3 separate regions of the Homo sapiens genome follow, and regions 2 and 3 are each linked to region 1. Evidence: chromatin contacts called from ENCODE Hi-C or POLR2A ChIA-PET data. All regions are on one chromosome and are shown on one strand. The core of a region is the stretch at or near the end of the contact, and the rest is flanking DNA. Distances in the headings are between cores, read along the strand shown.

What was found. A loop is a pair of places that touch in the nucleus more often than their neighbours do. ChIA-PET counts read pairs that join two places held with the same protein, here RNA polymerase II (POLR2A). Pooled maps may share reads with other maps.
Region 2: a loop to region 1 is called in a pooled map, with 4 times the contacts of the local background. The contact joins the enhancer-like site here to the promoter of ZDHHC14 in region 1. A Hi-C loop is called at or near these places in 4 of 50 pooled maps.
Region 3: a map of CD4-positive, alpha-beta T cell shows a loop between it and region 1 (7-fold over the local background). The contact joins the promoter of GTF2H5 here to the promoter of ZDHHC14 in region 1. A Hi-C loop is called at or near these places in 2 of 168 maps with a recorded cell type or tissue (CD4-positive, alpha-beta T cell and naive thymus-derived CD4-positive, alpha-beta T cell) and 9 of 50 pooled maps. POLR2A ChIA-PET finds 5 or more read pairs at or near these places in 1 of 52 experiments (BJ).

Annotation. Positions count from the first base shown.
Region 1 is chr6:157,379,422-157,383,472 of GRCh38, forward strand. It overlaps ZDHHC14 (zDHHC palmitoyltransferase 14), which reads left to right and starts at 1,769. Exons shown (of 9, transcript NM_024630.3): 1 at 1,769-2,845. The coding sequence starts at 2,601. It overlaps LOC124901446, which reads right to left and starts at 1,670. Exons shown (of 1, transcript XM_047419644.1): 1 at 1-1,670. The coding sequence starts at 1,280. The coding sequence ends at 390. RefSeq lists enhancers at 93-705, 1,317-1,928, 2,687-2,826 and silencers at 907-986, 1,147-2,036, 2,547-2,596.
Region 2 is chr6:158,069,948-158,073,584 of GRCh38, forward strand. SYNJ2 (synaptojanin 2) reads left to right here. Exons shown (of 27, transcript NM_003898.4): 15 at 1,655-1,847. Among named protein-coding and RNA genes, the nearest start is that of SYNJ2-IT1, 71 kb to the left of the region's middle. RefSeq lists enhancers at 1-234, 1,218-1,781, 1,782-2,343. Within about 2 kb of position 2,349, at least 5 of the 41 ENCODE cell types and tissues checked have a DNase peak (open chromatin) inside an H3K27ac peak, as active enhancers do.
Region 3 is chr6:158,166,293-158,169,812 of GRCh38, forward strand. It overlaps GTF2H5 (general transcription factor IIH subunit 5), which reads left to right and starts at 2,058. Exons shown (of 3, transcript NM_207118.3): 1 at 2,058-2,103. It overlaps SERAC1 (serine active site containing 1), which reads right to left and starts at 1,970. Exons shown (of 17, transcript NM_032861.4): 1 at 1,848-1,970. RefSeq lists silencers at 1,768-1,837, 1,878-2,057.

The DNA of each region.
Region 1 (4,051 bases), core at 519-3,018:
TGATCTCATTAGCTAAAGGACAGGAAAGCATATGAGAGCTTTCACTTGAAATGTATGAAGCTTTCCAGTTGGTTTTTTAAAACTAGTCCAGCCACAAATACTTAATTGTCCCTGTAATATGCTTGTCTCTCATACAATATCTAAAATAATTAAAACCCAATTATTATCGTGTGCTTAAGATCCATTCTCCCTAGACTCTAACCGGCTTTGGAATGGACCCCTGTAAATTTCACTTGTATTCAAAACTCCTTGTAATTGCATGTCATACTCTAATTGCTATTCCCATCACTTTTTCCTTACCACAGCTCCTCCCAACTGGCCCTCTTGGATAAGCCAATCTCATCCCCCTTCGACACTCCTCACTGAGGCACGCTTTGTAAGGGACATACTTAGGGCTCTGGGTTCGATGCCATCTCTACTACTTGGGAGCTTTGTGATGTTTGGCCAGTAGTTAAGCTTTCTCTAAGCTGGATACAATAATGCCTCACCGGGTTCCGGCGAAGATTAGACAAAGAACATGTGTAACGTGCAAACTGCCCAGTACAGAGAAGGCACCGTTCCCCACAACCCCCTTTGTTGGTTCCCATCTCCCACCACCTAGCCCCAGAACGCCCAGCACCACGCCTCTCCTGCCCTTGTCGCGGGGGATGCAGGGACTTGTAGTTTCTAAGGCCCCGAGTCGTGCTTCTCCTCGGCGCAGGCCTGCGGGCGGAAGAACTACACATCCCAGTGGGCTGTGAAAGGAAAGTGGGGCTCGGGAAATTGAGCATCCCTGCCCAGCTGCCTTCGTTTTCTGCGGCCCCGGGGCTATGCCCACCTCTGCGGGGGCTCGGACCCGCGGCAACGCCTGGGAGGGCGCGAGCGAGCAGAAGCCCCAGGCTCCGGCCGTCCCAGGGCCGCGCCCGCAGCTCCTCCTGGGCTGTCGGGTGGGAAGGGGGGAGGCGCAGGCGGGAGAGGAGAAGCACGCGACCCCTCCGCTGCCGAGGGGGCTCCACGGGGGAATGGAGGGAGAAATAAAGCGAGCAGCTGTAAACGTCCGTGGGGAGAAGTGGAGACCGAAAGAGCTGGGCGGCAGCAACCCAAAACCTGGCCTCCAAGGGCTTATACTCCGGGAGGGAGGCCGGGGCCGGAGGGGACCCTGACCGCTTCCTCTGCCCTTCTTTCTCGGCCCGGAAGCCGGCCGAGCCGGGCCCCGAGACCCTCGCCCGCAGCCCGGTCCCGAAGTCAGGCCGGCCTAGGGCCGCCCCACCCCATCCTGGCACCCGGCACCCCCAGCCCATTTCTCGGGCATCACCAGAGTCCCCGGGCGACGCGACCACGCGCCCAGCTGGGGAGGAGGAAGAAGGGAGGCGCAGGCCGGGGAGGGTCACCTCCGCGCCGCGGCTCCTCAGGTCCCGGGGAGTCGCCAGGAGTGGCTTGCCGGTGGCCGTGGGAATGAGCGTGTCCCGAGGCGGCAGCTGCTGCGCGGGATAAACCCGGAAGAAGCCGCGAGACGGACTGAAGTCGGCCAGGAGCGCACTGCGCGGCGGGGCCGCGGGCGCCCGACCCCATCCCTACTTGGGCGATGCCACAGGGAGCCCCGCGCCTTCCACACCCCAGGGCGCCCGCCCGAGGGGGCTGGGGCTGGAATCTCGCTGCGCCGGTGCCCTGGCTTCGCGGGCGAGGAGGAGGAGGAGCAGGAGGAGGAGCCGCGGGTGAGGCGCGAGGCCACCGCCCACCCGGCCCGGAGGAGGCGGACCCACTCGGAGCGCCGCGCGCGCGCCGGGCTGAGCCTTGCAAACAAGTGTCTGTGCTGTGTCCCCGCGGCCCTCCTCGCGCCGGGGCCGCTTCCTCCGGGTAGGAGGGAGCAAGGGAGCCCTCGCCGCGCGGCCCGCGAGCCGCCGCCGCCCTCGGCCCGCGCATCCCCGCGCGGGGGCCGCGGATTCGACTAGGCTGCCAGGCGCAGCGACACCGGGTCGCGGTGCGAGCGGCGCCCCGGCTCTCGCCGAGAGGCTCCTGACAGAAAAACGTGCGTGGTTGTCCCCACCCCTGGGAGGGGTTGCCGGTGCCGCGCGCGGCCGCCCAGTCGCCAGCGCTCTCTCCTGGGAGGATCCGCTGCCGGAGGAAGGAGTGGACCCAACCTGGCCGCGCCGCAGAAGTGGCTCCCGAGGAAGCCGGCGCCGGGGCCGCCGCCTCGTGTCCCCTCGGGGCGCAGTGCTCGGGGGTCGGCGGGCCAGAGCCGAGGCGCGGCCGGGGAGCCGGGGGCTGCGGGGCCGAGCGGGCAGCCGCGCGAGGGGGCGGGCGCTCGGCGACCCGGGGGCCGGCCGGGCTGAGCCCCGCGCCCCGGGACGCGGGCTGGAAGCGACGGAGGAGTGCTGCCGCGGGCTGCGGACCAGCGCCGTCCCCTCACGGAGCGGGGATTCTGCTATGACAGTTGGGCTCCCCGGAGGGTTAACCTGGGTGTCCTCGGCAAAGTTGTCGCCGAGCCGGGAGCCCGTGTAGGGGCCGCGGCGCCGCGGCTCGGGGGGCGGCCGGGCGGCCGGCGGCGGTCGTGGCTCGGCGGGGCCCGCGCGGCCGGGGGGCTCCTGGGGGTGTGCGCCCCCAGCCGGCTGCCCTCGTGGATGCCTCCCGGCGGCGGCGGGCCCATGAAAGACTGCGAGTACAGCCAGATCAGCACCCACAGCTCCTCCCCCATGGAGTCGCCCCACAAGAAGAAGAAAATCGCGGCCCGGAGGAAATGGGAGGTGTTCCCGGGAAGAAACAAGTTCTTCTGTAACGGGAGGATCATGATGGCCCGGCAGACGGGCGTCTTCTACCTGACGCTCGTCCTCATCCTGGTCACTAGCGGACTCTTCTTCGCCTTCGAGTAAGTGGTGGCGACCGCTCCCCCGACGCCGCACTCCCCTGGTCTCCCCTGTCCCCCGCCCCTCCTCGGGCTGCTTTCGTTTTCTAGAAGTCTTATCTACTGTAAATTGTTATATAATGCCAGTCTGCGCTCCCTCTTTTTTCTTTTAAAGGTCTGATTGCTTTTGGGCCCCCGGAAAGAACGCCGTTCTGGGCTGGGCTTCTGGGAGCAGGGAGGGAAGGGGTCCACTTGCAAGGGGGGCCAGGCCTTGCCAATCCAGGTGGCGGATGGGACCCAGCAGGTGGGGCCGCCGGTCCCTGATCCTTGGGGCGCTCTCTACCGAGTTTGGGGACCCAGCAAATCAGCCCAGATGTAGCCTGCCGTGGGAAGGTGGGGTGCGATAGATTCCTAAGTCAGGGATACATGGAACTGACTTTTTCCCCCTTGCTGACAACATATAGGGCATCTTCTTAAGCTCAGTTGACTGAATCTCCCATGTAACTTCGACGAATAATTGAGGAATCTTGGCTATTTCAGGTTTCAAAGTGTCGGCTGCCTAGTGTGCCCTGGATAGATCATTGCATTCTCCAGCCTCCTACATGCTCACTCTGGATTAACAATTTCTTATTTGCCATGAGGTTTCTAAACTCTTCACTTTCAAAAAGGTTGCAATAAAAGGTGTCCAAAACAAACAATTTGGGAACATGTGAAAGGAGACCTTAGGTCTGTTAAGGAAGAGGATGACACTACGTGACAACTTCCGATTCCAGAAACAGTCTGGACTTCAGGGATTATATCTGGGGGGATAAAAAGCGCATGCAAGTCTTCACCGTTTTCAGGAAAATCAAATTGGCCAGTAGCAACTGTCCTCCTGCCAACTAATGAAAGGTCTTCTTATTTATTAGCAGTGATTAGATAAAGCAGTTAAACCACATTCCAATCAATTTTGGTTGCTTTTTTTGCATCCAACATTTGGAATGCAACTCCTTATGTAATTTCTGGTATCCTATGTTCAATGAAAGGTGGAGTTACTTTTTTCCCCTCAGAATTTAAAGAAAGCAATATATTTATAGGGAGCTCTTCTTTGGGCTTCCCAAATCCTGGTTATTATTGGGCTTGATACTCCTTCAGTCTCCGCCTCCTCCTGTTGGGTAGGCTCAATTAAAACCTTTTGAATTTATTTACTTTTGTTTCTGATTAGGATTAATAGGCTCTAATTTTGTGCCT
Region 2 (3,637 bases), core at 1,099-3,598, 690 kb after region 1:
TGCAAGGAAAAGGGTTCCTTGTTGGAATCTTATAGACAGGAAACCTCTGACCAAGAGCTGAGTAACTCACTGGGAAATGCCAACTCTTTTGTCCCTTTTTAAAAGAATTCTAAGTAGAACGTGTGGGCCTCTACAACTGTGACCTCATTGTCATTTCTCCAAGGTGCATGCTTTGTGAGCATCAGAAAGGGGGCGAGCTTAGGGGCGGCATTCCTCTTGGGGTGTGGGTGTGGGTGTTTGGATGCTGGAGGAACTCATCTTTTCCCCAGCTTGTGGTTGGCCTCATCTTACCACCTGGGCCTACCCATGGCTTTTGAATTTCCACCAGCCTTTCGGCGAGCTGGCAGCAGGCGTTGAACTGACCTCCCCACTGAGCCCCTGGGTCCCGGGAAGGGCCTGTGCCTGCCAAGAGCACCACGGGTACACCCCTGCAGCACCTGGAGACTAAGACTATGCTGCCCATAATCCTCTTCTCTGACTTTCAGAAGATGTTTAGGTCCCTGTCCCTCTGCTTGTGTTATTTGGGCAGCTTGGCAGTGTCCTAGGTTAGCAGGTGAAGGTTAGTAAAGGTTAAAGGCAAGGGCGGGGTGAGGGTGAGAGGTAAAGCATTTGAGAAAGGGCTCAGAGCTGAGGAGAGCCAGGTTTCCCAGGCTCGGTGTCCTCGGCTTCACGTGCCTTTAGCCCTGAGCTGCTTCCGCCTACACCCCTTCCATCAGTCATCCCCCCAACCTTGTCTGCCAGCGAGCAGATGCACCAGCAGGCCTCAGTCTGTGGCATGGCTGTGGAAATGTTAACAAATGTGCTTGCAGCCCATGTTTCTATGGACTCGTATGCGTCATAAGTGGGCATTTGAATGCAAGCAGGCTCTGGCATTGCATAAAAGTCCTTTTGAGACCATCTACCCAGCCCAGCATAAACAGCTGCCCGTTTCCTAGCTCTTAAAGTGCATTGATTGCTGGGCACGGTGTCTCACGCCTGTAATCCCAGCACTTTGGGAGGCCAAGGCAGGCAGATCACTTGAGGTGAGGAGTTTGAGACCAGCCTGGCCAACATGGTGAAACCCTGCCTCTACTAAAAATACAAAAATTAGCCGGGCGTGATGGTGGGTACCTGTAATCCCAGCTACTCAGGAGGCTGAGGCAGGAGAATTGCTTGAACCTGGGAGGCCACAGTTGCAGTGAGCTGAGATCACGCTGCTGCACTCCAGCCAGGGTGACAGAGCGAGACTCTGTCTCAAAATAACAATAATAATTTAAAAATGTGTTGATTGCCCAGATGACACCTCCCATGCATGGCGTGATGGCTGCACAGGAGTGGGGTGGGCTGGTGGGTGGTGATGTTTGCGCCGCTCCTGGTGGCAGTGAGAACCTGGGCGGATGCAGGCATTGCCCTGTCTTCGGCTTCATGGGGTGCTCAAGTGAGCACTTCCCAGTTGGGGTGTGGGGGAGATGTCCAGGCAGCGGTGGGCAGCAGGAGGGAGGCGGCCTCCTGACCAGGAGTCGATGACGGCCACGGTGGCCACTGTGTTGAGCTGATGATTTTGGAGCACTCAGAGCAGCAGGTCCCGAGCTGCTGCTGGGCCCTTCTCTGTGGCAAAGCAGGGTCACACTTCTCCTTCAGGAGCCGACGGCATGCGCGTATCCTTCTGTTCCAGGGACGTAGCCATCGACACAGTGAAGACGGGCATGGGGGGCAAGGCGGGGAACAAGGGCGCCGTCGGCATCCGCTTCCAGTTCCACAGCACCAGCTTCTGCTTCATATGTAGTCACCTGACGGCCGGGCAGTCCCAGGTGAAGGAGCGGAATGAAGACTACAAGGAGATCACCCAGAAACTCTGCTTCCCAATGGTGAGCGGCGCCGTGGGGACAGCCAGCACCTCCCTGCTCAGCTCAGTCCCAAATGTGACTGTTGATAGGAGCCAGGCACTGGGGACACAACCACAGGGAGGGCCCCTTCCTGGAGGGCTCAGCGCTGGGGGAGGGGGAGAGGGCTATGTCCCTCCATGGAATTGACCTGGGGCAGGGTTAGCCACGTGCCTGGAGGGGGCCAGCTTTGCAGCATTTCCCGTTGCTGTACAATTCCTGAGTGTCTGCATGGCCACTGGATTTGTATGTGTGCATTTTCTGATTTTCTAATTCAAGTGATGGTTTAGGGAAGAAAACCATGTCCGTGGTCTGTCCTGTCCAAGTGGTGAAGAGCATTTGAATCCACACAGCCTAAGACTCCACCTTCCTGAGATTCACAGTCTTCACATGTACTTTCTGTGGTGGCTCAGATAAGCACACCCTTTTGACCAATGGACCCTTTTTGACTGGGAACACGGTTCTTGACCAAGGAGCCCAGATCCTGCCTGTCCTCGAAGCTGCAATAGCGAACCGCACACTGCCCTCTCGTGGCGGTCCGGAGGGTTTCATTCTGAAACTGGAGGATTTTCTTTTCAAATCTAGACGTTAATGTTCTCCTTCCTGTGCAAAGATGCTACCCGGGCACAGCTTCAGCGTGTGGTGCACACGAGGCCACCTCTTTCCCGAAGTGAGGATAGACTTCAGCTGTTCTTGCTGCAAAATCTTCCACTGTCTGAGAGGTGGTGGGTTGGGTCACAGAGCTCTTCCCTGTGAGAACAGATCCTTAAAACTGACGTCCCATTTTACTGGGCTGCACGAGCACTCAAGGCAAAATTTCCTTAGTTTTCATTAAGAAGTGCCATAATTCCTGTTGGTGTTGTTTATTTCTTATGTTAAAAAAGAAACAAACGAGTTGGGAAATTTTCAATTGTGTGTAATGCAGTTTAAAAAAAAAAAAAAAGTCTAACCCTTCTCACTTAAAAATAGCTACTTTGGGGCCAGGCACAGTGGCTCACACCTGTAATCCCAGCACTTTGGGAGGCCGAGGCGGGCAGATCACCTGAGGTCAGGAGTTCGAGACCAGCCTGGCCAACGTGGTGAAACCCCACCTCTACTGAAAATACAAAAAAAATTAGCCAGGCGTGGTGGCGTGCACCTGTAATCCCAGCTACTCAGGAGGCTGAGACAGGAGAATCGCAACCCAGGAGGCAGAGGTTGCAGTGAGCTGAGATCGCACCACTACACTCCAGCCTCGGCAACAGAGCGAGACTCTGTCTAAAAAAAAAAAAAAAAAAGTGCTACTTTGACATAGTAAACTTGGGATACATAATAAGTAATTAAAGGATTTATAATGTAGTTCTTTTCTACCATAAAAATATTGAGGGACCTATTAACATTCTACACTTCTTTTTTGTTTTTGTTTTTTGAGACAGTCTCACTCTGCCACCCAGGCTGGAGTGCAGTGACATGATCTTGGCTCACTGCAAACTCCACCTCCCAGGTTCAAGCAATTCTCCTGGCTCAGCCTCCTGAGTAATTGGGATTACAGGCGTGCACCACCAGGCCCAACTAGTTTTTGTATTTTTAGTAGAGATGGGGTTTCGCCATGTTGGCCCAGCTGGTCTCGAACTCCTGACATCAAGTGATCCGCCTGCCTCAGCCTCCCAAAGTGCTGGGATTACAGGTGTGAGCCATGGTGCCTGGCCAACATTCTACACTGGTATTGTCTGATACCGTAGTCACTGGCCATAAGTAGCTATTTAAATTCAAATTAATTAAAATTAAATAACATT
Region 3 (3,520 bases), core at 808-3,307, 790 kb after region 1:
GGTATACTAAACTCCCGTATGTAAATAGGTATGTTTCTAGTGTCTCTATTCTGTTCCATGAATCTAATTCTCTATCCCTGAATCAATATCATACCATCTTAATAATTACAACTTTATATTAAGCTTTGGTATCTGATAGGGAGAGACCTTATTTTTCTTCTTCTTCAAAATTGACTTCACTATTCTTGGTCCCTTGCCTTTCCATATAAATTTTAAGTTCAGCATGGCAAATTCCATAAAACAATATGGTGATTTTAATTGGCATTACACTGAATTCGTAGAACTGAGGAAAACTGACATCTTTTTGTTGAGTCTTTCCATCTATTAATACGGTATATCTCACCATTTACTTGGGTCATCTTTTGTGTTCCAACAGAGCCTTACAATTTTCTGTCTAAAGGACTACACAGCTTTAGGTTCATCTATTTCTAGGTACCTTTAGTTTTGAATGCCATTATGAATAGTGTCTTTTTATTATTAAAACTCCTAGTTAATTGTTACTGGTATACAGAAGTTTTTAAATGCAGAAATTAAGGCCATTTCTGACATCCCCCTGGCCAAAATAACCCCTCTAGTCACTCTTTATCACATCACCAAATGGTACTTATTCCTTAACTGATTTCAGAGTCTCTCTGCCCCCACCAAAATTAGTTACCTGTTCACCATTGTATCCCAAGCGTCTAGAATAATAGCTGACACACATCAAGTGCACAAAAATGGAACTGATGAGATCAAGGAAGAGAATGTATGCAAGATGAAAAAAAGCAAATAAAAGATACTTGGGAAGAAGAAGACTTGGAGGCAATTTTTTTATTTTAAAGAGAGTGCAACAATATGGAAATCACCAGTTGGAAAAGATTTGAGGGATAGAAAGAGGGAACTAAATGGAAGAGCTGGGTTCCTTAGCGATCACATGAACACACACGATGTTAAAAAAAAAAAAAAAAAAAAAAAGGCAGCATGAGGTCGGGCGCGGTGGCTCACACCTGTAATCGCAGCACTCTGGGAGGCCGAGGCGGGGGATCACCTGATGTCAGGAATTCCAGACCAGCCTGGCCAACATGGACAAACCCCGTGTCTACTAAAAATACGAAAATCAGCCGGGCGTGGTAGCGCACGCCTGTAATCCCAGTTACTAGGGAGAATGAGGCAGGATAATTGCTTGAACCCAGGAGACGGAGGTTGCAGTGAGCCCAGATCGCGCCACTGCACTCCAGCCTGGCAGACAGACCGAGACTCCATCTCAAAAAAAAAAAAAAAAAAGGCAGCATGAGCTTAATGCGGGAAGTACAATTTAACCTAAGGAACAGAAAACAAGAATCTCATATCTCAACTAGTAAAAATAATGACAGTGTTCCTTTAGACTTACAGAACAGACTTGGGGAAAGGGAGTAACTTTAGAACCTTCTGGGGTCTTTCACTTTAAAATGACCGTTGCCGAGTTTAGAGCTCTCTCAGCATTCAATCTATTCCATCTCTGGGGTTAGAGAGGGAGCAGGAAGCGGTGGTCTGCAAGGCTCAGAAGTGACTGGTGAGGCCCTTTCCTCCTCCTCCTCATCTCTCCGTGACTACCGAGCCCGGGAAGACGGACCGGCAGGTGCACTCCCCAAGGCCTCGACAGCAGCCAGAGAAAGGCAGCGACAGGGAAAGACGAGTCAGGCTCGCGACCACCAGAGAGAGAGGCCCTCACGCCCAGCCGAGCGTCAGCTGGTCGGTCCGGTCCGCGCGCCAGACGGCGGTGCTCGGCCGTGCCCGGTCCCTGCCCTCCCCATTCTCCGCTCCCCACCGCGCCCAGCTGCGCCGACGCCCCCGTCCGCCCCCACACCACCCCTGCCTTCACGTCCTACCTGCCGGCAGGCGGACTCAGCCCGTGCCCAACTGCTCGTCGGACCCCGTTGTCTGGGGAGCCCTACTCTTTCCGCGGCTCCCGGCCGGGACCCTCCACCCGGCGGCTGGCGGCTCGTGACCCCGCCCCCTCGGCCCGCTCTGGGCCCGCCTCCCGCCGGCTGGCTCCACCCACAATAGCGTCCCTAGCGCGATGGCGTATCGGCGCAGGCGCACTCTGCCGGCAACGCCGAGGCGCTTCTGCATCTGTGGGCCGAGGTGTGTGGCGAGCGTCCGAGCGGCTGGGGAAAGTGGGGTGTGGGAACACTGAGGGGTCCCAAAGAAAGGGGAGAGGAAGAGAAAAGCCCCAGAAGCCTGTCCACCGGGTGCTGGGGGCACAGGGCGGTGTCCCCCACTCTCTCCGGGCCCTTCCTGGCGGGGCCGCACGGCAGTCCCCCCCTCGTTTAATCGTGGGTTTCCTGTGGGGCTAGGGCTCGCCCTGCGCCCAGGTGTAAGTGGAAGTTAATTAAATGGGCGTACGCTGAGTGGTTTGTTTCCAGCCTAGGTCCGCACGGGACGTGATTTATTTAGTGAAGGGGCACAAGATCTGGAGATCTGGCTTGTACTTTTTTCCTTTGGCCAGGAACTACGGCTTAATCTCTTCCTTTGGTCTCCTCATATGTAAAATGAGGTGGCTGAGGCCGGGCGCGGTGGCTCACGCCTGCAATCCCAGCACATTGGGAGGCCGAGGCGGGCAAATCACTTGAGGCCAGGAGTTCGAGACCAGCCTGGCCAACATGGTGAAACCCCGTCTCCACTAAAAATACAATAAATTGGCCTGGCGCGGTGGCTCACACCTGTTGTCCCAGCACTTTGGGAGGCCGAGGTAGGTGGATCATTTGAGATCAGGAGTTCGAGACCAGCCTGGCCAACATGGTGAAACCCTGCCTCTACTAAAAATACAAAATTTGGCCTGGCGTGGTGGCGGGCGCCTGTAGTCCCCGCTGCTTGGGAGGCTGAGGCAGGAGAATCGCTTGAGCCCGGGAGGCAGAGGTTGCAGTGAGCCGACATCACGACACTGCGCTCCAGCCTGGGCGACAGAGTGAGACTCTGTCTCGAAGTGTATATATACATATATATATATTATATATGTATTTTATATATAATATATATTTATTTTATATATAATATATAATATGTATATTATGTATATTATATATAATACGTATATTATATATAATACATATATATAATATGTATATTATATATTATATATAATATTATATTGTATATTATATATTATATATAATATATTGTATATTATATATATTATATATTATATATATTATATTGTATATTATATATAATATATTGTATATTATATAATATATTGTATATTATATATAATATACAGTATATTATATATAATATACTGTATATTATATATAATATATTGTATATTATATATAATATATTGTATATTACATATATTGTATATTACATATAATATATTGTATATTACATATATTGTATATTACATATAATATATTGTATATTATATAATATATAATATATATTATATAATATATTGTATATTATATATTATATAATATATTGTATATTATATATTATATAATATATTGTATATTATATATAATATATTGTATATTATATATTATATATTGTATATTATATA